Linked DNA regions of Mus musculus: all the other regions are linked to region 1. Evidence: chromatin loops called from intact Hi-C (ENCODE). Cell type or tissue: left cerebral cortex. All regions are shown on one strand.

Region 1 (8,000 bases):
CTCCTATACAGTCGGGAAGCTCTCCTGTCTAACCTTAATCCTTCCTGCTGCAACATCAGCCTGGTTACTCTCAGTCCAAAAGCTATTTGCTCTCTGGCTGGCTCAGCCTATGCATCCCAGGGCCCTCTCCCAACTCCTGACTCAGCGAGCCCATTGTTGCGTTGCCTGCTAGGGTGCCAGGAAACCCCAGCAGGTGAACCAGCTAAGCTTGTGGGCAGGAGCCTGGAAGGAACTGGTGAAGGATGAGGTCGGTGCAGGAGCTGAAGGGACCAGCAGATTCCCCCCAGTGCCTGGCTTTTTAAGTCTAGTCGTCATTTTTAATGTGGATGGGGGTCCCAGGGCTAAGCCTGTGGTGTTTCCTGTCCTATATACAAATAATGCAAGCCCACTGTTCACATTTTTAAAACAACAGACAATAAAATGACATTTGAAAAAAGTACGGGGGAGCAGGAGATATGACTCCGTGGGCAAAGGAGCTTGCTGTCCAGCCGGAGAACCTGCGTTCAATCCCAGAGACCTACATGGTAGAAAGAAAGACAAATTGTCTCTGACCTCCAAGTGTGAATGCCTACACATGTACATACAACAAATCACACATAAAAATAACATGGGCAAATAACTAACTGTAATACACTTTTTAAAAAATGTGTGTGTGTGTGTGTGTGTGTGTGTGTATATATATATATATATATATATATATATATATATATATATATATATATATATAAAATGTATATGAGTACACTGTAGTACAGATGGTTGTGAGCCTTCATGTGGTTGCTGGGAATTTAATTTTTTAGGACCTCTGCCCTCTCCAGTCAACTCCACTTGCTCAGTCCCTGCTCGCTCTGGCCCAAAGATTTATTATTATACATAAGTACACTATAGCTATCTTCAGGTGTGTTAGATCTCAATACGGGTGGTTGTGAGCCACCATGTGGTTGGTGGGATTTGAACTCAAGGCCTTTGGAAGATCAGTCAGTGCCCTTACCCCCTGAGCCATCTCACCAGCTCCTGTAATACACTTTTAAATAAGAGAAAATTTAGGAAAAAATAAAAATAAAACAAAACCCTTTCAAAAATTAGATCCCCCTGAAAGTAGCCAACAGAACATCAGGGTACAACCTTCCGGACACTCACAAATACAGACGGTCAGCATCCTCCAGTTGACATGTGTTTACTTTAGACTTACTCTGAACAGGATGTTGCTCGAGCTGGAGGTACAACTCTAAGCAACAGCTGTAAATCCAGGCCTGGGCTGAGGCCACAGCTCAGGAATAGTGTTTACCCAGCGCACATCAGACCTTGGATATAAATAAGGAAAAGTAGAGAGAAGGAGAGAAGAAAAGCCAGCATGGGTCTTATGGGCTACAATTACGCCTATGACCTGTGCTTAAGCATGTGCGTATATGTATGCATATATGCACATGTTTGGAGTGGCACTGCCTCCCATGCAGTGGGACCATCAATTACCCTTATCTTTATGTATTTTTATAGTGAGATCACACTACACAGGAAGATTTCGACAGGCTTCCCTATCTGCGTCGTATAAATCCAAGTGTATGGCTGAGTGTTCTCTCTCTCTCTCTCTCTCTCTCTCTCTCTCTCTCTCTCTCTCTCTCTCTCTCTCTCTCTCTCTCTCGCACACGCACACATGTACACTCGCATGCACCCTCAGGGGGGGGGGGTCAAGAGGGGGAAAGTGCAGCACAGTCCCATCCTGGTCCTAGCTGGCATCCAGGCTTTTCCAGGACACATTCTTTCCCAGCATTCCAAGCTGGGACAGGGTTCTCCCACACTCGACTCCCCCTGCAGGTAGCCTAGGATCCTGCAGCCCGAACTGTCCTGGGAACCTGCAGTGAGGTCTCCCAGAAGCCCCCTTTCCCCACCAGCTCCTGGATGCCTGATATCAGAACAAATCACTGATACAAAGGAGCCTCCGAGAGAGGTGACTCTCCTGGGGACTTAACTGTCACAGCTGATCCTGGGCAAAGTCATGAGACTTAGACTCTCGGGAAGTTAAAGCCAGGGATTCTAGTAAGGGATTTCAAGCAAGGAGCCAAGTAAGGCTGAGAGTCAAGAGAATGGGTTTCTGTGGGCTGAGGGTGAGGGTCAGGTGCTATCTCCACAGAGCAATGACAGTGGGACCTGGGGCAAAAGGCCTGGCCTCCCTAAGCTTCCCCATCTGTGACCAGGGAATAACAATCTCTATTCCTCCTGGGAACACGGTGTGTGTGAGACAAGACTATACCTGCAGCGCCCTCAGAATGAAAGCCAAGCACCAGCTGTTAACTTTCATCATTAACCTCAAGACCCTGTTCCTCAATCACCTACCAGGCCTGCCCTATCAGATACCAGTCTTCTGGGACTCCTTCAGCTCTGGGGGAGCTTGTGAGAAGCATGAACGGGAATGTGCCAAGAGCACGCTCATTTGGAACCGTGTGTGTGCGCTCACAAGAGCATAAATGAATGGGTAGTCATGGTGGTACACACCTGAAATCCCAACACTCAGGATGCTAACACAGGAAGACAAGGAGTTTGAGGCCAACCTGGGCTACACCCACAGACTGCCTCCAGAGAAAAATAAAATGGAGAAAATATATAAAGGCATGGCCCACGTGTATGCAACATTTAGCTGCATATTGAGTGTGTAAAGAGTGTAAGAGGGGCATGCAGGATGGAGAGTGTGCCAGGGACAGGTGTTATGAATGTGTAAGAGCTGGTATCTGAGGTTGTATGTGGAGGTCTGGACTCCCCACACACATCCTAGACACATAGCTCTCGGCATGAGTGCTTTGTCATTGACAGCAAGGTTCCATGCTGTAAGATAGTCTCTGACCTGACTTTCTTCTCCTCCTAAGCTTTGAGGGTTTCCAAAGAAAAGCCTCCAACTCCACCCCTCCAAGCCTCACAACGCCCTCTGATCGAAACTGGAAGGAGACCAGAGCCAGTCTGCACGGGGTGCTCGCTCTCTGTAGGGAAGCCCCGTAGGCTGGTGCCCTTTCTCCACCCTTGTTCCTGTGAAGGACTGGATGAGAGCTTCTGCCCCTTCCAGGCTGTAGAAACCTCTCAGACCATCTACTCAGGCAGGCCCACTTCCTGCTACCGGCAACTGGCAGGGACCTTCAGAGCCCACCACCATCCCTTTCCAGGGACAGAGCTCTGCTCCACCCACATCTCTCCAGAGCAAAATAAGGAAAGGGCTAAGGGAGGCACCCTCAAGGAGGGAAGGGCACTGAGAGGGCATGGGTAGGGGGAGGGATGGGGGTGCTTTCCTCGTGGCCTCTTCCAGGAAGTCACTTTTTGTGGTTGACACCATGCCTGAAGATCGCCATTATATGTGAAGCTAATATCTGCCAGGTGCTTTACATAGGCCACCTCTGGCTAAACCTGGTTTTATGGCTAAGAAAGCTAAGGCTCTGCAGACCTAAAAGGACTTGACCGAGATCCCACAACCAAAGCTGGAGTTTGCAGCTGACTGTAATTCCTCTCCAAATCCTATGTCTATCTGCCCTCTGGCATTGATACTCCCCTATCTGGGGGGCTGGGAGAAAGAGCCATGCTCAGACCAGATGGAACATCTGGGGAAGTGTTAGGTGGTGCAGTCGACAAAGATGCACATAATGACCTCAGGAAGGAGGGAGGTGTGTGAATGGAGGAGAGAGGTGGGGAGGCAAAGGTCTGGTCACCTCCGTGGGAACCGTGACCACAGGGGCTCGTGTAGGGTGCAGATAGTGTGGAACTGGAAAGCAAGTGTGTGCCTAACTCCCCCCCCCCCCCCCCCCGTCAAGTCAGGTTGCAACATCTCTGCCCCAAGCCTCAGTCCTCACAGCCATGCCTGGGTAGAAGTCTAGGGCTTGTAGAGGCCCAAGTGATGGTAACATTCAGAAACAGTAAAGCCTGGGGGGGGGGGGGACGGACTCAGAGGAATTCAGCAACCAAAAGAGCGGCATTGAGAAGGGGGACCTGGCTGAGCAGGCTGGTAGGGAAGAAAGAACAGGACCCAGAAAATGGAGAACGCTGGAGAGGCTATGGTGTTAAGGAGCCAAAGATGGACTCCTCCCTGAGGCAGAGCTGGAACAGGTCTTCCTCCCTCCTGGAATGTCACCTTCAGCCCCTGGGCCTTGAGAAGACAACAAGTCACTGGTGAGTTAGATAGGACAATTCCAAATCCCAGGCCCCACACAAACACAAAGGAAAAGGTGCAACCAACCTAGAGAAGGGAGAGAAGTTGAACAAGTGACCCCCTCATGAGACAACAAAGCAAGCAGTGGGACCCAGGCAGATGAAAGCTGGCACCCCTATGACACCATCCTCCCCCTCCTGTGGTGTTTTAGAGGTTCTCAGTATCTCTGCACCGGAGAGCAACAGACCCTACTGGAAGAGAAGGGTTGCTTGCTGAATTAGTCCCACGCTCACTTGGGATTGCGATCTGATCTGTAGAGAGAAAAGGGAGAAAGCAGAAACATTCATGGGAGCCATCTGTAAAATGAGGACGATAGCCCCTGCCTGAGTTATGGTGGCATTTAAGGGGTAGCACGTGTCTACACAGCCAGGGAAGAGTCAGGTGCTTCTATCCTCACCCAGGGCTAGGAAAAGGATGCCTGCCTGGGCCCAGACTGGCAGGTGCTACTCAGGACGGTCCAGCCATGCTCGTTTGCATGCTATTTGCATGTGCTCTTTCTAGCCACCAACACTTGTCACTCCTGTCACTTCACAGCCTCTAGGTCACAAGCTGTCTCTGTCCCTGCTTTGTGCCCTTTCCTGGACTCTTGGTAGCTGGAGGACCCTGGAGGAAGGAAAGAATTCAAACTGGGGGACAGAGGGTCGGAGATGCGACCCAGACTCTGAAGAAGCAATGAGCCGCTGCTATCTGTGGAAACCTGGCTTAGGGCGACCCCTACAGGGCAATCCCAGAATGCAGGGAGACTGGGAAATAGCCTAGCTCCTCCCCTCTCCCCACTGGGGTTGCTCGTGGCATCTCTTCGCCTCCCAGCGGTTCTAACGCTGCCTAGCACCCAGGATCTCCCAGATCCTGAGTCAGCCCAGAAAGTTACCATTTCGCCCCTCCACTAAATAACCAAGACCAAGTGAGTCAACGTGGTCTTCCCAAAAAGCGATGCAAGAGTATTTGGGAGAGTTGGGCTCTAAGAACCATCATTAAATATTCCAACATGAGTATCAGAGCCCACCTTAGGCTCACGTGGCCACCCGGCAGTGCAGAGTGGAAAGGGATCGTGACCACATTTTGGGAAGAGTTTAGGGAGCAGAGAAGACAGTAAGTAATGCGGAGAGATCCTCAAAACCACAGTACACAGTGGCCCTACTAAGTTCTCTTCAGTGAGGCCCATTCCACAGGGGATGAAGCCCGAGAACTGGACGGAATCCCAGCCAGGGAAAGATTTCCTCACAGCAGCGCTCCTATTGGGAGAGTGGGGCGGGGGGGGGGGGGTGCGTGTGACCTGGGAAGACACCATCTTCCTTCCCACCCAGAGTCAGTTTCTGCCTGTCTATTTCAGCAGGGAGGGGACCAGCGAGGGAAATGCAGCCACAGCAACATTGGACTAGGAGGGGAAATGCTAAAAATGCTCTGAGCCTGCACTTGGCTTGTGGACAGACACAAAGGGTCTTGCCTTTGCCGTGGGCTCCTCCACCCGCAGTGCGCCCCGGCGTGTGAATGGGGCCACTGGAGAGGGCAGGGCCGAAGGGTGTGTGTGTGAGAACAAGTGAAGTCATTCTCTCTGGGTGGTTCCTTTTAATTAGCACCCTGAAAAACTCCCAGCCAGCAAAATTGAGTCTTGCCAACAGGGAGCCCCACCCTTCTGGCTCATCCAAGCCTTAGGGGCAAAGTGGGGGACAGAAAAATCTAAAGGCAAAAAAGAAAGGGGCCTGCTTAGAGTCCAAATACTGAAGGGAGCCCTTCTTAGCCTTCCAGAGACCCTTCGGTAGGTCAGGACAGGGGTGCAGAGGCTGGCAAAGCGTGGCTGAGAAGGAAGAGAACAGAGAGTGGAGTGATTGCCATGTCCCAGAACCTCTGGGAGTCCAGACCCTGAAAATGACCAGTGTCCAGCCAGCCCTGGAGGTTGCCCTGTAGATAAGACATCAAGGACCAGGAGTGAGAAAGACATCCAAGCTCCACCTGGCCCTTTCACCTTTATACGGCTTTCTAATCAAAAGGTCACCTGGTCCCTTGTGGTCAACCTTCAGAACGAGCTCAAAGGGATAGAAGTCACAGAGGGTTCCATAAAGGGGACAGAACAAGTACTGTCCCCTTCTTCAAGATCCCTAGCCATGCAGACGAGGTGTCCCTTTGGTTTGTCCCCTCTCCCTCAAAACCCTTCTCCAGGTGACTCTTACCAGGCTTCCTAGGACCCATGTCCTCTGTCACCTGATAGTCTCACTCTACCTGACATTCATTTTTTACTAGGAGCAGAGGTCAAGGCCAGAGTCCTTCTGGATCTCATCTCCCACCCCAGACCCTGGCAAAGTCAAACTATAGTGAGAGCAGATCTGTTCACAGGAAAATGGCCAGGGACTAGGAGGGAACAGACACTAGCTAGCATTCAGGACTTTTCTAGTCACAAGGACCAGAGCCCCGCTCTTAATCACAGCCCTATCCCTAAAGAGTCAGTGTGTGACCCCCAGTGTGAGTCTCTTCCTTGAAGGGCTAGACTCGGTGAGGTGGTGGGGTGGGGGCCGGCGGTGAGGTGGGGGTCAGTCTGAAAGACTCTGATGCTCACTGCAGGGCGGAGGCGGGTATGAGAGCAATGGGGAAATACTAAGTGGAAGGCTAGGCCAACGTGGCCTAAGTTCATCAGGAGACGGGTGCTAACCCAGGCCCAGACGTGGGGCCTCCTCCTAGCTCTCTCTGACTCTAAAGTTCCTGCGGCCTCAAGAGCTGAGGACAGGGACCACAAGGCAAAGCGGAGAGGGGATACCAGGAAACTGTTCAGGGCCTGGAGTCCTCTCTACTCCCTTCCAGCTGAAGAGGGCTAAGCAGCCACGTCCTCAGAGCTGAACCCTCAACCCAGAGGACTATCAGGGAAAGAGCACCTCCGCAGACCCCAAACCTACCCAGAAAGCTGTCAGGCCCTGCTAGCAGGGTACACACTGGGGGTGGGGGTGGGGGGATAGCCTAGGGCTCAGTTGTCACAAGAGGGTGTGTCCTGCTTTTAGGCAACAGTGGAGAAAGGATGGGGTGACTGTTCTTGGGGACAGAGGAGGGCGTGTCAGAAAATGAAGGCGTCCTGACCCTGGGGCTGAGTGGGAGCCAGGGCAAAGCAGGCACCGCCCAGACGCTGAGGCCTCCTGCCCCCGCCCAGCTGGCTGCTGGTTCCCATCACACCCTGGGCAGTAAAACTGGATTTTATGATTGCTGTGGGGGTTTCTGCTTTCCTGGTTTGGGGGAGGGGGGGTTAGTTGTGTCTGCAGATCTGTGCAAATGTATCTCTATTGATGTGTATCTGAACATGTGTCAGTGTCTGAGGTTCTTCGTGGGGGCGTGTGTTTGTGTCTTCATGGGCTGTGTGTTTGTGGGGCTGTGTCTGTGTGAGAGAGAATCAGACCTACTGTTTCTTGAGGATTTGTAAATTACCAGACACTTTATCTTCACAGTAATTTACAGTTTAAAAGAAAGAAAAAAAGAAAAAGAGAGTCTTCTGTCTCTTCCTGTGCTTGTATAGAGTATATGACAATCCAGGCCTGCCATCTACACTTGCCTGGGCCTCTGTGCTGATGAGCCTGTGTGTATCGGTTGTGCCAAGGCCAAAGCCTGGAGAAGGTTGGCCACTAGAGCCAGGGTCACTAGAGTCTTAGAAACATGACCTTCTTAGTACCATGACTGTTTTCTGAAGCAGAAAGTAGTCGGTAGTGTGGCTGTCTGGGAACAGAAAACTTTGGCCAAGGACACTGTGCCAGGGTTCAACCAGCACAGACTGGCAAACAGAGGAGTCTGCCCTCTTTGAGAAGGTGCTGGGTACCCCAATGTCACTACCTGGAAA
Region 2 (8,000 bases), 110 kb before region 1:
ACCCCTGGTATTGTTCCATCATTCCAGTCTGCTTGGGTCCTCAGGGGTCTGGTTTATGCCATCAAGCTGGAGGACCCAGAGAGACACACATTCTGCTTTCTCTTCCCTCTAAACCTTCTTTCCCTCATAAGGTGTCATCTGTGTCTCAGCAGCTCAAGATTCAGAAGTCTATCCATTCTACATGGCAGCTCAGTGCCTGTGCCACTACCTGCTGCACAATAATTCACTCCAGTTTGATTGCATCCCATAATAAGCCTCCATAGGAGCTACACAAATATCCTGCTGAACAACTGTGCAGCTTGGCTTTTGAAGGATGAGCAACTTTACAGACTAGTAAGGGTGAGAGTTTGAGGGGGAGGGGCTTTCCAAGATGGTGCACTGCTTATAAAATAAAAAATAATAAATGCAATAACCCTTAGGAGCCAATGATACCACCACAGGGGTGTGCCTCCATTCATTACAAGCATGAGAACCTGAGTTTTCTCCCAGAATTTAAAAGCCTGGCATAGTAACACACACTTGCAATCTTAGTACCAGGTCAGGCAAAGAAGGGTGGGTGCATGGGGCTCACTGGCCAGTCAACCAACTAACCTAATTCGTGAGTTACAAGTCAATAAGAGAACCTGTCATTCCCCCCCTCCCCCCCCCCACACACACATGCCAAAAAGAGAAAAGAAAGAAGGAAAAATATAGATGACACCCAAACATGACAGCTAATGTCCTCTGTCTCCATAGGCGTGTGCACACAATGTGTGCACATATACCCCCATACATGTGCTCCTGTGCACATATATACCCATACCCACGGGGGAAGAAAAACAATAAGCCCTAACTTTTCAAATCAGAACTAATTTCAAAGAACTAACAAAATAATAACTCATCTTCTGACCACACAATATATGGAGATCACAGAGAAATTTATTGTAGGAGAAAAAAGAAAAAAAGAAAAAAACAGAACTGCCAAGCCCTTCAGAGTTCAGCTTCCAACCAGGAAATGAGGTCACAAGCATTACCCAGCAGCCCCTGCAGAGAAGCTCTCCCGGACAGAATTATCAACTCAGCGGTTGTAGGGACTAGGCAAGCAAGTCAAGGGGTCTCCGGAACGCGAAGCAAAGGCACATTCCCTCTCGTGACTCTTCATTGGCTGGAACTTTCCTCTTCCTGCCCCCTCAGCACAGCTCAAGTATTTCTGATAGAACTGTAAATTAAACTTTAAATTAGGAGACAAAGTCTGACAGGGTACTCGGAATCAGAGAGCAGAAGGGATGAACTGAGAACTTGAGTTGTTTGCATTTCCAGATTTGCATAAGGCTGGATCAACCCAAGTCAGCAACTCTCATTCCCCAGACCCAGACATTTGCAAGGAGCAGCGCTGCCCCACAGGTGCCCGGCATTTGAGCAGTTCTCAGCAGGGAATGGGCGGCTCTAAATGCAGGGGGGTTGCTGGAAGGGGATGGGACAGAAACAGAACTTGATTAACCACCCTATCCTATCCACACCCACTGCTAAGGACAGTCTTCCTTAAGTCTCCATATCAACTGTTAACCAGTGAATGACACAAGTCGGCACAGGCTTGTCCCACAGGTACTCAGAACAACAAACCTACCCTTGCTGTCATGGTGAACCAGCATGAGCCTACAGAGCAAAGGGTCCCGAAGGCTGTTGGCTCAGATGTCCCCCTCACTAAGCAAGCTTGCCTTGCAATAGGGATTTCGGTAGGCCGCCGCGCGGGGACTTAATATTTACTGAACTGTCCAGTTTAGGAACAGGGACCTGGGACTGAGGCTCATAGTGAAGTTTGTTCACCGAGTTCTTTTTCTTAGTTGCTGGGCAAAGCCCATGAGGATTAGGACAGTGACAAGACCAGCAGGGAGGTGCGTATGTGAGCATGTGTCTGTCTCTTTCTCTCCTAGAGTCTGAGTGTCGTCACCTGGAAACTTGCTGAGACCCATTGGGAAAAGATAGGTGAGGGAGCCCGGGAGGGATTGGGGAAGAAGGCTGTAGAAGTGCAAGGACTTGGCCGCTACTCCACCACGTGCCTACGCGAGCTGTGGGTGGAGGTCTGCAGGATCTGAGTGCGGGAGGAGCCGCCGCCGCTGCCATATTTAGTGGCGCTTCTGCTGCTGGAGACGTAACTACTGCCGCCGCCGCCGCCGCCGCCGCCGCGGGAGCCAGTTCCTCCGCCGCCACCACCGCCTCCGCGGGAGCTGCCGCTGTAACTTCCTGAGCCGCCGCCACCGCCGCCAATGGTCACCTGGCTACTCTGCACCGCTGTACCAGGGAAGGACAGATACAGAATGGCCAGGAGAACTCGGCAGGGGGACCCAGCAGCACCAGCCTTGAAAGCCTGCAGCCCCGGGATCAATGGTGCCCTCCTCTTTACAAACAGAGGCATTGAAAGTCAACTGCACACTTCTGAAGGATTGTAGGCAGTCGTTTAAGTAAAGTGTGCCACCCCTGTTTAGAGACAGGTCCTCTGCGCTCAGTTCTTACTGAGTACATATCCTAATGATCTCTAGCTGGTGTTGTCAAGTATCTCAAGCAAGGATAGTGGTGGTCACTTTGGTGTCTTTTTGTATGAGACTAGAAAACAAAAGCAACTGGGCCCAGCCCACCTTCTGCCCAGCACCAACCAGCCTCCTGCTCCCCCCACCTGTCCCCCCCACCCCCCACCACCACCACACTGCTACTTACAGATGCTCACTTGACTCTGCAGCGCCCCCGACATCCTGTGAAATCAAAGCATACCCATCAATCATAGGAGCAGAGAGGCTGGTGGAAAGGTATCCCCCAACACTGACACTGCAGCCCTTGTAACATCTGTGGGTCGCACATGGCTGCACCCAGCTCTGGCTAGGGTAGAAGCACCATGCTTGGGAGAGGGGGCTGGTAGCAATGATTTCTTCCCTACCCTTGTAACCTATACATCCTAACTTGAACATCCCCACTCATCTTGGACAATCTTCCCGGGAACACATGGAAAAACCTCTCCAGTCTCATTACTCCATGGGAACATCCATATCTTTGCCCATGGAACCTGGCTGCTGTACACCCACCTGCTCTCCTCGCCCTCCAAAAGCTGGCGGTAGGTGGCGATCTCTACGTCCAAGGACAGCTTGGCACCCAGCATTGCCTGGTAGTCTCTCAGCAGCTTGGCCAGATCCTCCTTAGCCTGCTGGAGGGCCTCTTCCATGTCTTGCAGCTTCTGCTTGGCGTTCTGGAGAGCCCTTTCTCCTCTCTCCTCCGCATCAGAAATCAATCCGTGCATCCCTTCGACCTAGATCCAAGCCGGGTTGGGGAGCACAGAGGTGTTGAGCTCCTGGAATCTGACCTGGGCCTTATGGGAGGTGGCATGCCTGGTGAGACCACCCTGAGTCCTGTCCTACCTGCTTCTTGATATTGGCGATCTCTGCCCGCAGCCTCTGGATGTTACGGTTGAGCTCTGAGATCTCCATCTTGCTATTCTTCAGGTCGTCTCCGTGTTTCCCAGCTGTAATCTGCAGCTCCTGGTACTGTGGGTCAGAGGCACACCATGGTCATTATCTGCAATCCACTAGGCTCTCCCAGAGAAAGATCTGGGCTGCTCTCTCTTGGAGTAAGCCCACCTAAAGTTGTGATCACACACACTCACACTAACAACAAATCTCCCTCAGCTGAGCAGCAAAAAGAGACAGTACATACACACACACACATACACAATACATACACATGCACAAACACACACAGTACATACACACATGCATGTACATGCCTGAATACACAGTACACACACCCATATGCAAAGTACATACACACGCATGCACAGTACATATTCCTGTGCACACATACATACACAATACGTACACATGCACACACTCAGTACATACACCCATGCACAGTACATGCCCCCCCACACCCACACCCACACAACACTATAACAGGTCTCCCTCCTCTATCATGCCCACCAGTCTATGGGCAGGCTACTATCCCACTGAGACAAACCTGTTTCTTTGTGCTCTTTACCACTGTTTTCAGGCACCTAAGCCTTCATGTAGCCTATGCCCACACAGGACTACCTCTCTCTTTCCTGCCCACCATATTCCTTGTCCCTTTTCTAGAATGATTCTCCTAGCAGACAGGAGCTACTGGTCTCAGAACACCCATATTCATTTCTTTCTTTCCTATACTAGTATTGCTTTATCAACCAGACTATATACCCAGGGCATCCTCAAGAAGAGTTGACAAGAATATGGGCATTCTGACAAAGCTCTCCTTCCCCAGTCTCCTGACAAAATCTACAGCAGCCCAGAGCATGTTTTCAGACTGTGGGGCAGAGGACCGTGATATTGGAATTGGCTTTAAAATCCACAAAGCAGGTCACCACATCCTAGTTACTCAGAACACAGTAACTGGGGGCTTCAAGTTTTGTTCCTTCAACTAGAGTCTTAACCGTTCAGAAACATGAATTCATACCCAAGAGGCTGTCAAACTATGCCCAGCGTCATAGTGACAAGTGTATTCACCCAGTTAAGTTCTCATGGTGGTAGGAATGTTGTGAAATATTTGGAGTCACAGAGAGTGCCTCTAAGATTTCTAAGTGATACATTAAAAAGTAGAAAACTTTAAAAAAATGTGCTATAATAAAAATAAAAGTGACAAAGGTTGTAGGGGTTAAGAACCTGTTTGTAAATCGCACACCTGGGTTTAGTGAGTGTTTTCAGGACAGTTGCTTATTACAAGGCTTAGGAAAATTAGGTGGCCTGGCACCTGTGAGTTCTCCAGAACAATTAACTAAAAATGAGCAAACAAACAAAACAGGCAGGAACTCTCCTATCATATTCAGTGTCAAGGAGAGAAAGATAATTTCTGAAGTCTTTATTATAGACATGACAGACTTTAAGGTCAGGAGGCAATAGCAGTTTGAGGACTGTTTATTTGGGGGTGCAAACTCGAAACCCAAGCTCACCTTGGTCTGGTACAGGGCCTCAGCCTCATCTTTGCTCTTCTGTGCAATTATTTCATACTGGGCTCGTACGGCATCGATGATGCTGTCCAGGTCCAGGGAGCGGTTATTGTCCATTGACAAGATGACATTGGTATCACTGACGTGGGTTTGTATCTGGGACAGCTCCTGTGAGACACAGAACAGAGTTCACCCCTTCCACCCTTCTCCCTCTAGGATGTCTGGGGAAGCCAGAAATCTAGCCTAGAAAGGCCTCTTCGTGTTCCCTTAAATTGTTCTGTGCTATGAAACATAAAGGGAAGGGCTAAGTGTGTTTTGACTAAAGGTAAGGACTAAAGGCATCTGGGCAGGAGGAAGGAGTCCAGGACCTCATCAAGCTTCTCTTGTACAAACTGCTCAGCCTTGCTGTGGCTTCAATACCTTTTTGATGCAGGCCCTTGACAGACACAGTTAGTTGTCCCTGGTTGCCATAAGGGTTCTTAGAAACAGTGGGTATCCAGTTTGGAGCCACTTGACTACCAGGTTAGCTCATGCATTCTTCTGTTGAATGGGCATCCCCATAAGGTAGGTAGAGCTTCTGACATGGCACTCAGGTCAGAGCATGAGCCCCCATGTTGGACATAGGTGACAGGTTGGGGTGGGGCGTTCTCTGTCCTGCTCCTCTTCAGTTTTTCCTTACCACAAATCCCTTCTACTGCCTTCTCTGGGGTTCTCCCAGAGTCCTGTGGACTTCTCACAGTGTGTGAAGACCTGCTTGTTACCCTCATGTCCCAGGGGGCCTGAGAGCATGAAGCAGGGAACTACTTTACCCTCACCCATCTCAAGATGCTCATATCTCCACTGGCTCCACCAGAACCACTGATGTTGAGGGAATGACCCAACTGAGGGAGAAGTCTGGTGAGATGAGCCTTCTCCAGTTTGCACTCTTATGGGATGTGGGAAAGGAAAAAGGGGTTTCTCCTTGGGATTTCACTTACCGTATCAAATAGATATTTCAGGAAGTTGATCTCCCCATACAGTGTGTCTACTTTGGACTGCAAGTCTGATTTGCCCATGAAAGCAGCATCCACGTCCTGTGTAGCAAAGGTGTTTGGTTTCATCACCTAGGCATTGCTGGCCACCAGCTTCCCGGCTGCCCCCAGGCCAGTGGCAAAAGCCACTTCCTGGCTAAAAATGTCATCACTCAAGTCAGACCTGGAAACTGACTTTCCTAGCCAGAAGGAGGCACAACAACACCTCCACACCTCAGATCAGCAATCAGTGACAACAAACTCCCTAGATCCCTCCCCAGTCCCAAGGCTATATATACATAACTGACTTTTGAAAGCTGCCCATTAACTTAATTTCCATTTCCAAAGCCTTGAGGACTCCTAGAGCCACTGTTGTATGGGCCTGACTTTCTTGTGTGTCAGGGCCCTGCAACTGGACAGAGCACACTCCATTTTAGTCCAAGAGTTCACCCTGTCCCTAGCACAGAGCACCCCCAGGGGTTTCCTCCTGCCCAGTCCTGAGCTCCCAGAGGACCCCTCTTTTCCTTTACCTTCTTCAGAACAACAAAGTCATTTTCTGCATTGGTCCGCTTGTTGATTTCATCCTCATACCTGTGATGGAGACAAGAAGCAGGCTGCAATGGCTGACCTTGGCACCTGAGATTCAACCTCCCAGCAGAAAGCCCAGACCCTCCCAAGTCTCTGCTGTCCTGAACCGACCCTCACCCACACCCCTGCCCCCTGCTCACAGCACTGCTGCCCCCTGCCAGGGCCTGGTGCTCTGGCAGATGAATGGCTAGAGCCAAAACTCCCAAAACTCCTAACCCACAGGACAAGGACCTGACAGGGAACCTCAGAGGCACACACACAGAACGTCCTCCAGATGTTTCCATTGATTCTGATGTTGTGACTTTATAAATGCTTTCCTGGAGCTTTTTCCATCAAGACCATAAAATAACAACCACCTCAACTAAATCTTTTGAAAGAAAAGTATTTCATCCACAGTTTTGTCTCTACCTCCAATGTTTTATTTTTCCCTGTAGACTCACACCAACACATGATCCTCCCGTGGCCCAACCCAGTGAGCACATCAAGGTGACAAAAAAAATAATAATAATAATAAAATAAAAACTCCTTGAGCTGGGAGACTGTGGAAGAGGCCACTGGGGCACCTACAGTCACTCACGGACAGCTGGTCTGAAACTCAACTGTTATCCCTACTGTGACTGCCCGTAATAAGCGCCAATACTAAGAACTATTAAGTATTGTTTCTCAGAGTGTGGTTCCCCAGTGCACTAGCACAACTATCACACGTTTGAGATACATATGTACTGGCTGCATCCCAGACCTGCTGGATCAGAACCACTGACACGAGGTGCAGAGGCTGATGCAACAGGATGCATCTAAAATTTAAGAGCCACAGATCTACTCCTCAGAGCACTCAGTAAGGAGGGCACACTCTGGGCAAAGAGGTGAACGTGTGGTAGGGCTCACTAATCTCCTGCCCCTCCTGTTATAACCAACACCTAACTGTCTCTGCTATCCTGCACAGGACTGGGTGCCGTATGTAAAATGGTGTCCCCCTGCAGTTACACAATGCAGAGCCCCCCTGCTGCCAGTCATACCAGGAGCAGAAGGACCCTGACAGCCTTCTCCTTGACCCTTTTGCCCCGCCCTGGCTCCTCACTTGTTCTTGTAGTCCTCCACGACATCCTGCATGTTCCTGATCTCCGTGTTCTGGCGCAACTGCTCGGTGGTCAGAACATCCACCTGCCTCTGCAGCTGACTGATGAACTCCTCGAAGACTGGCTCCAGGCTGCTGGTCCGGGTGGAGGTGTTCACCTGCTGCAGCAGCTCCCATTTTGTCTGTAGCACCTGGTTCTGCTGCTCCAGGAACCGCACCTAAAGAACACCCCAAGCGCAGAACAGCTTTCTCCATGGGAAGAGAGATTGGTGGCTTTACAGCACACTCAAACCTCAGAAATTCAAGATGGGCCTTCTCGCCGTCGAGGGAAGCAATGTGGTTCATTCGGTCACTTCCAGCCAGTCTCATCCAGCTATAAACCCCT
Region 3 (8,000 bases), 98 kb before region 1:
AATTTAAATCGCTCTCTTGCAGATTGTGGAACATTTTCTCCTAATGTTCTTTTTCTATGTGTTCAAACAATAAATCTTTTTTTTTTCCAATAGTTGTGGCCGGCTCTCAAGTGCCCCAAATTTGGGGCAGAAATTCCAAACAAATCGAGAAAGATCAGGTGGCCTGTGAAATCAAGAGATGGCTAGGAGAGAAACATCCTGTAACTAGGAGTGTCCAGAGTGCTGCCAGACTACAGACCTTATCACTTGTCACAGTGTTCTGAGCGTGGGAACTCATTAATGGGTCATCTCGGGAACCAATGTAGACAGGAAAGTGTGAGAGCCTGAAATATGGAAGCAAAAGCTCTGAGCTCAACTCCAGGCCCTGCTCCCACCTGGCTGTTGTTATCTCAGACATGTCACTTGCTCCAGAGCCTTGGATGCTACAGTTTTTCCAGACTCTATGAATCGAAGCATAGCAGAAGATACTGCAATGTCTATATATACATGCATAGCTCCTCTCTCCCTCACCCCGTCCCATCCTAGGGAGCAGCTACATTGCCTATGATTTCCAACTTAAGCTGAGACAGTCCTGCACAAAACAGGTGGCCACCCTAGTTCTTTTTAATCTGTTCCCAACCTTAACACCTCTAGGGACTTTAGGTAAGCCTGTGAAGCCAACCCCTTGCTCAAAGATAAGGAGAACACAATACAGACAGAAAGAGTTGAAAATGGAATTCTGGAGCTTCGTATGCATGAGAAAGTTGCCCAAAGGCCAGGATTCTGAGTCAAGCAGAGACAGACACAGCAAAGAGAGGAAGAGGTCAGCAGAGAAGTCGGGAATATTATGGCGGGACCACATGCATGGCAGCAGAGGTTGGTGAAGGGATCCTTGCGTAGAGCATCTTTAAACTTGCTTAGAAGCATGTTCCCTTCCCCACCCCTTGGTTTGGACACTGCCTCCTCAAGTCAAGTTTCAGACCCTTGAAACAAAGTAACAAGAGCGAGCAGCATGGGGTACTCTGATGATGGCTGTGCTCCAATATGAAAGAGCAGCTGTCCGCTGGTTCTGTGAGTGGGGCCCCTTCCCTTAACACCTTCAGGAAGCTTTCCCTAAGACTAAAAACCATGGGAGGCCCTCACCCACTGCAGTGATTGTACTGCTTGCTCATGCCCACCTCTCTTCATTCCCATATTCACGCCCAACTAAACAGTTCCTTAATGTTAGGATCAAACATGGCCCAGGAGCACCTCCCTAAAAAGTGTCCATCAGTTTGCTGGCAGAGGCTAATGGCAGAGCCCTGACACTCCTAGTGAAAGTGAAGATTGACATGTAGAATAAGGAGCCCAAAGGGGTCCCACATTTAGCCAGCCTCACCATGCCTAGCTCTGTGGCCATCCTATTTACTAATTACTGATTCCCCCTCCCCATCACTCTCTGCCTGCAGTGCTCTCCCTAAAAGTGGGAAGTTGACTTGTCCTCATCTGACTCCCAAACACTGAAACCCAAGGCTGCCAAGAGGGTGAGGCCCGAGCATCTATCAGCCACCAGGATCACTAAGCAGCAGTTTGAGGGAGGGTTCGAGAGGAGCATTCCCTATAGATATGCTCCCCACCTCACCCAGCATCTCCGAGGGGCTGGAAGTGGATGCAGCAGGGATGTGGCAGAGAAAGGCCAGAGGAAGAATCTCACTAGCCAGTCTCCACCCAGACAGCGAGGCATTGAGGCTATGGTGCAGGCACGGAGCTATAGTGCAGGTATGGGGATATGATGCAGACTCGGGGCTACAGTGCAGGCACTGGGCTATGGTGCAGGTGTGAGGCTTGTGCTAGCTTCACATTCAGAACTTTTGGACCTGTGATCAGCAGAAGAGAAACCATGGGGTGGTACAGATGGAGCGAGAGCAACTGCTCCATAGAACAGAAGCTCCAACCTTGGTTTGCCACCCAGCAGTAGCTACTGGTCCCTATTCAAGTGTCAGAACTGGACTTGAAGTGGAGGTCACCAGCCATTTCACAGGAGAAAGTGGCACAGAGAGAGGGAGATGGTTCACATTACAGAGAAGATCAGTGGTGCAGCTGACATTGCAGCTCCTCCCTCCCAACCCAAATAGAAAAGAGAAGCCGATGAGGACACCTGAGGCAGCCTCTGCTCCTTTAGCCTGGGAGACAGGCAGACTGAGGGCTATACCACTTATCAAGCAGGCCCAGTGACTAGCAGAAGGAAGGTGGTGTTTAGCACACAGAAACATCATCAGGGAATTCTCCTGATTTCTGGGTGAGCCATCAACTAATGCCCCAAGCATCCAGGGTCTCACCTTTGAAACTCTCTTAGACTAGAACCCCAGGACCAGGCTGGAAATGAAGGATGAAGCAGTGTCCTCCTGCCTTGTCAAACCTATGAAGAACTCTTAGCCCTAGAAGCCCCCATGAAGCCCTAGCACTCTCCTGCGGAGTCCCAAGGTCTAGAGATAGTGTTGTTCCAGACATACTAAGGCTCTTCCATCCACCATACTGGAAATCTAATTTTTTAAACACCCTTCACCAAAGCTGGCACTGTCTCTTGTCCCTGAGGCAAAAAGAACAGCTGGGCATGCGTGGGCCTAAAGGAAAATAAGGTTGCAGGTTGGCCCCGAGCTGAATTCCAAAAGAAACAGTAAGGTCCCAGCCATGAGTCATGGTTGTTAGGCAGACAAGAGTTCCATAAAGATCAAGCGGAGTCAGGACAGACTCAGGGCTGTAGGGGTAATGGAGTGGAGAGAAGAACCCCTAACCCCTGTGGTGAGGGATAGAAAGCATTCAGTAAATTCCAGACTCATATTCCTTGCCCACATTAAAGAGTCTATAGCAGTATACGAACATAAGTAATTAACTATTTTTTCTTGCTCCAGTTTAAAGAATAAGCAGGTTGCCGGAACAATGGTCATAAACAATATGATCCTTTATTTGGCTCTTACACTGCAAGAAGTGTATTTTGAGACAGAGTCGCACATGAACCTAGAGCTTGCCACTTCTGCTGGATTGTCTAGCCAGATGCTCTGGGAATCCGCCTATCTCCATTCCCCAAGTCCTGAAGCTATAGACTCACCCTATCACACTCAGCCTTTCACATGGATGCTAGGATCTGAACTCGGGCCCTCATGCTTGCACAAGCCTTACCCACTAAGCCATTTCCCTAGCCACCAGTTTTTGGAGGGGACAGTGTTCTTGTAACCCAGACTGGCCTCAAACTCTCTGTGTAACTAAGAATGACTTTGAATTTCTGATACCCCTTCTCCACCTCCCGCATGCTGTGATTGCAGGCTTGTGTCACCATGCCTGGCATATGAAGTGCCAGACAGAACTGAGGACTTCGGGCATGGTAAGAAGGTACTCTAGTGACTGCGCCACATCCCAAGCCATGCAACCACATTTTACTGATGACTTTGGTGTGAGGCTGGAAGTGACCAAGCAGCCAGAAGACTATAGCCCCAACCCCAGATCTCACCTGGGTAGACTGATTCCAAAGACAGATAGCATGCTTTCTGCTTCACAGGGTAAGATTTTAGAACTCCACTGCTGGAATCTGAGTCTTGATTCCACCTCATATTATCTGGCCCTCTACAAGTTCGCTCATCTCTCCACATTTAAGTTTCCTCATTTACAAAGCACAGGCACTGCCTAGCTAGTGGGACTGGAAAAGTTGGAGCAGTTAATTCTTGAGATGCTCTTAGCACAGAGCCAGGCAAATGACAAGAGCCTCACTTTAACAGTTACTGTGCTGCTAAACAAAGCAACCCTCCAGCAACCAGAAGATCTTCACAGTTTCACACAGTAACTTTAACAGTTACTCTGTTGCTAAACAAAGCAACCCTCCAGCAACCATAAGATCTTCAGTTTCACACAGTAACTTTAACAGTTACTATGCTACTAAACAAAGCAACTCTCCATCAGCTACACTAGGTTTTCCATCCAGTTTCTTAAAACAAATTACAGCATCAATTTCACCATAAAAACATAAGCTGCAATATACCATAAACCATGCAAAAGACTTCAAATTGCTTTGCTTTAATCTCCTAACTATTGAAAAGAGTGAGGGCTTCTTTCACACCCCTGCACAAGTAAAGACCAATGAAGGAGGATTACAAGTTCCAAGCCAGCCTGGGCTATGTGATAAGACCCTGGTTCTCTGTAGGAGGGCAGAAACAGCATTCTGAACAAGGCAAAAGACTGTCCTTACACTAAAGATCCCAGCCCCAAACTGAATTCACTCCCTAAGATGAGATGTGACCAGAGGTGACCCGCTTTCTTTTTCCTCCTTAAGTCATGTGGTCCTTTCATAAGACAAAGGCTCTGCCCCTCTTACATCTCTCCCCCTGATCCCGCAGTGTCATCACACGTTCCCCTCATAAGGTAGAGGTTCTGCTCTCTTACACTGCCCCCTCCGTGTCTCCCACTCATTAGTTCTGAGAATATGACTTTTCCCATTTCACACATACATAAAATGATGTGATATGCAATCTGTCATTTAGCATAGTGCCCCTGGAGGCCTACCCATGTTGGCATAGCCGATGGGGCTTCTTTCTCCTGTGCAGTTCATTAACATTATATACATTGTATACAAATCAACTCTCTATCAACGGCAAGATCTTCACTTTAACAGTTACTATGCTGTTATGCAAAGCAACTATAAAATATTATATAGTAATATCACATTTGCCACGTTTTCCTGGTTTGGTTTTGTTGTTTTTCAAAAGCTTTTTGAGGCAAGATAAGGTGGCTTCAAACTTTCTATATAGCTGACGGTGATCTTGATCCTGCCTCCCTCATCTCCCAAGAGCCAGAATCACAGGTATGGCTTACGATACAGAACTCAGATTTTCTTTAGCCTTGGAGTTGGTCATACAGGCCGCCTGACCTGGGCTATGGGAACAGAAGTTGGGTCCTCTCGAAGAGAAGCAAGAGCACCTAACCACTGAGCCATCTCTCTGGCCCCAGATCTCTCTCTCTCTCTCCATTCATTTGTCTACGGACACCAAGGTATAGCCGACGTCTTAGCATTAAGCTCAAGATACTGATTTTATCTCCTCTGTAAATATGCCCAAAAGTGAATTGTCGAACCATATATTCGTTATATTTTTAATCTTCTTTTTTTGAATGTCCATCCTGTTTTCCACAACTGTGCTACCTTACATTCCTACCAACAGTGGGGGCAAGAAGCCAGCACCACCAACCAAGAGTGAAATGTAAATGAAAGTCACAGAGAGATAAGCCTCTCCCTATTAGGATGGCAACCATTGAAGATAAGATAAAGAGTGTAGGCAAGGGTGTGGAGAAAAAGAACCCTTGCACTGTGGGGCTTGTTTTGGACAGGTGCCAGCTGCAGTGAGATAGTCCCCATAGTCCCTTCTCACTGTAATTGACCATCTCTGGCAAGCTTTATCCCTCCAGACTTAGACCACTTTCTGTTGGAGGCATAGCTACTCATCATTTTAGCCTGGTGAGCATTGGGCTATCTCATAGCTGTATGCTTACTCAGTGACGAGTTTCTGTGATCTACTAAGGTGTGTCCTCTATTTTTGTTTATCTAACTTTCTTTGTCAGTCTTTATGCTAGTGAGGACAAGACCTTGCAAGGAAGGTATTCATGAGCGTGTTCCTTAACATGTTGGTTTTCTGTTGTCCTCCCTGTACGTCCCTGATTTATTAGGGACTCACCAGCCCTGTGCTGAATCTGTGTTCTGTCCAAAAACAGCATGTGCCACACAACAATGTTTGAGCCAATCACGGACCAAGGTTGGTGGTCCTGGTTTCTATAAGCAAGCAGACTGAGCAAGCCATGTGGAGCAAGCCAGTAAGCAGCACCCTCCATAGCTTCTGCATTAGCTCCTGTCTCCAGGTTCCTGCCCTGTTTAAGCTCCTGCCTTGACTTCTTCTGGGATGAACAGTGATGTGGCAGTGTACGCCAAATAAACCCTTTCCTCCCCAACTTGCTTTTTTTGCTCACGGTGTTTTTCCCAGCAATAAAAACCCTAACAAGACAGAGGTCCCAGAAAATTATGACAGAACTGAAAAATCCCTACCACCTAGAGATAGCACAGCCACGTCAGTGGAGGCAATGCATGACTCCTGTGATGAGATTGTGTGAATGAAGCTACTGCCCTGGCCGTGGCGTGTAAATGGTACAGTCCACACAATTATATAGCATTGCAGAGCTTGACTGAGAACAAACAGCCGAGCTGCCAGCTTACTATACTGTGTTTCAATGAGGTTAGTGAGTGTTCATTTAAAAAGTGTGGTGAGCCAGCCAGGTATGGTGGCACACAAAGAGTGGTGAGACAGATCAAGGATGGTGACCCAGTGATGGTGGCACATATTTGTAATCTTAGCTATTTGGGAGGTAGACAGATCAGGAAGTCAAGATCAGTCATTGTCAGCTATATGGTGACTTTAACATCAGCCTGGAATACATGAGACTCTGTCTCAAAATAAAAGTTGGCTATATACTGTATACTGTGACACAGACAGCAACCTCTTTTTCAACAGAGCTGAGGGCAGGGCTAGGAGCAGAGGGACTGTGATTCCACAGTGTAACCAAAAGAGACAATAGTACCCCTCTGGGAAGTGACTTTAGGGAGATTTCTACTGGCCTTGGTTACAGGAGGAGAACCTTGGGGACTCTGGAAACCAGACAAACAGCAGGGAGTGGTGGGGTCTGAGAAAACTATCCATTCATGTCTGAATTCACATTGTTAGGGTTTCCCAGTGGAAGAGTGCCTTGGCAAGTTGGGGCCAAGGAATGCCACAAAAGTAAATCATGCAACAGATCTAACAGGAGAGATTTATGGGGGTAGAAGGGTAATACAGACATTGCCTCTGAGGGAGGATGGAGGAGAGAAAGAACAGGCTGAGAAGGCCCGGGCTTTATAAAGGGGTATAGCGCATGCGCACTGGGAGAATACATGATTCCTAGAAATGGCTGGCACTGGCTCACTGAAGACTGGCTGGGCAATCCTGGGTTTACCAACACACGCTCCCCACATACGTTCTGCTCTTCACAGCTGGGCATAAAGAGATAGTAGTGATAGTGGCATTGCTTCTGGTGCCCTGGCTGTTGAGTAGGAGAGACAGAAGAGTCAACTTTGCTGAGATGTAGAAGTGCGTGCATGGAATGGAGGCTGATCGGGGAGGTGTGGAATTGGCAGAAAGAGGAATGGATAACTGACTAGAGCCTCATACACATAACAAGTTAGAGGTATAGTTGGAGCAGAACCCAAAAACAATTTGGCAGCTTGGAGTTATAATTCACACAAAGAAAGACTTAAAAGAGATTAATTTAAAACCCTACACATGCATGCAAACAAAAACAGCTGTACAACTCAGCCTGAGAGGTACAGTTTTGCAATGTGGTGGAAAGTGTTGCCAGCTCGGGTGAATCAGCACAAGAAGGGGTTGTCAACAGGACAGGACAGATGGGGGAGGGGTGCTCCTACCTTGCCTGGGCTAGCTGGACCTCACCTAGAGGGCTAGGCTCTGGCGCTTAAGATTCTGTAGGATCAGGATCATACTCAAGATGTCAGGGGGGCTGCCAAAGCAAAGGTAATAAAAGGAACCCCTTGGGATATAAAACTTACGAAGAGAAAACCATGCTCACATTTGTAGCCTCACACACAAGGGTTCAGGCTGTGCCTCCCTAGGACCTTCCACCAAGGCTTCTAGGTACCTCATTAGCATGGAGAACTCTGTTTTCAGCTACTAGTGACCCGATGTGGGGAGTGTGGCATGTGTTCCAGGCCAGGAATCTGTCAGGGAGCAGGGTGGCACCTATGTCTCAGGTGTGTACCCAAGTGCTGGGGTCTGAGAACAGCTCTACCCTACCAAGTTTCCTGGCATGGTTCACTGGCCCACACCGAGTGACATTTATAAGAACTCTATGGTGGGAATGAGGATACCCCACCACAGGAGAATGGCTGCCACCGTGGATGACAGTTTAGAGGGAAATATAATTGTCTCAAAGGAGGTTTCTCTTGATGGTTTCTGAAA

What was found. Peaks named below come from ENCODE experiments on the same cell type or tissue, not always from the same donor. Only the 100,000 strongest peaks of a DNase experiment are listed, where the experiment ranks them.
Region 2: it touches region 1 in a loop (2.5-fold over the local background); 3 of 42 quality-filtered maps call a loop at or near these places.
Region 3: it touches region 1 in a loop (2.6-fold over the local background); 3 of 42 quality-filtered maps call a loop at or near these places.

The regions. Positions count from the first base shown.
Region 1 is chr15:101,968,939-101,976,938 of GRCm38, forward strand. It overlaps a transcript of Krt78 not described here. Among named protein-coding and RNA genes, the nearest start is that of Krt78, 19 kb to the left of the region's middle. In left cerebral cortex, CTCF peaks have their summits at 1,825 (motif pointing left), 4,944 (motif pointing left) and 5,144; DNase peaks (open chromatin) are centred at 1,836 and 4,925; H3K27ac peaks cover 329 bases.
Region 2 is chr15:101,857,833-101,865,832 of GRCm38, forward strand. Krt77 (keratin 77) reads right to left here. Exons shown (of 9, transcript NM_001003667.2): 2 at 7,619-7,833; 3 at 6,483-6,543; 4 at 5,920-6,015; 5 at 4,946-5,110; 6 at 3,387-3,512; 7 at 3,057-3,277; 8 at 2,695-2,729; 9 at 899-2,271. The coding sequence ends at 2,024. Among named protein-coding and RNA genes, the nearest start is that of Krt77, 7.9 kb to the right of the region's middle. In left cerebral cortex, a CTCF peak has its summit at 3,077; DNase peaks (open chromatin) are centred at 2,107 and 3,123; H3K4me3 peaks cover 771 bases; H3K27ac peaks cover 838 bases.
Region 3 is chr15:101,870,852-101,878,851 of GRCm38, forward strand. No RefSeq gene overlaps it. Among named protein-coding and RNA genes, the nearest start is that of Krt77, 5.1 kb to the left of the region's middle. In left cerebral cortex, no CTCF peak of the experiment used is centred here; DNase peaks (open chromatin) are centred at 2,588 and 3,744.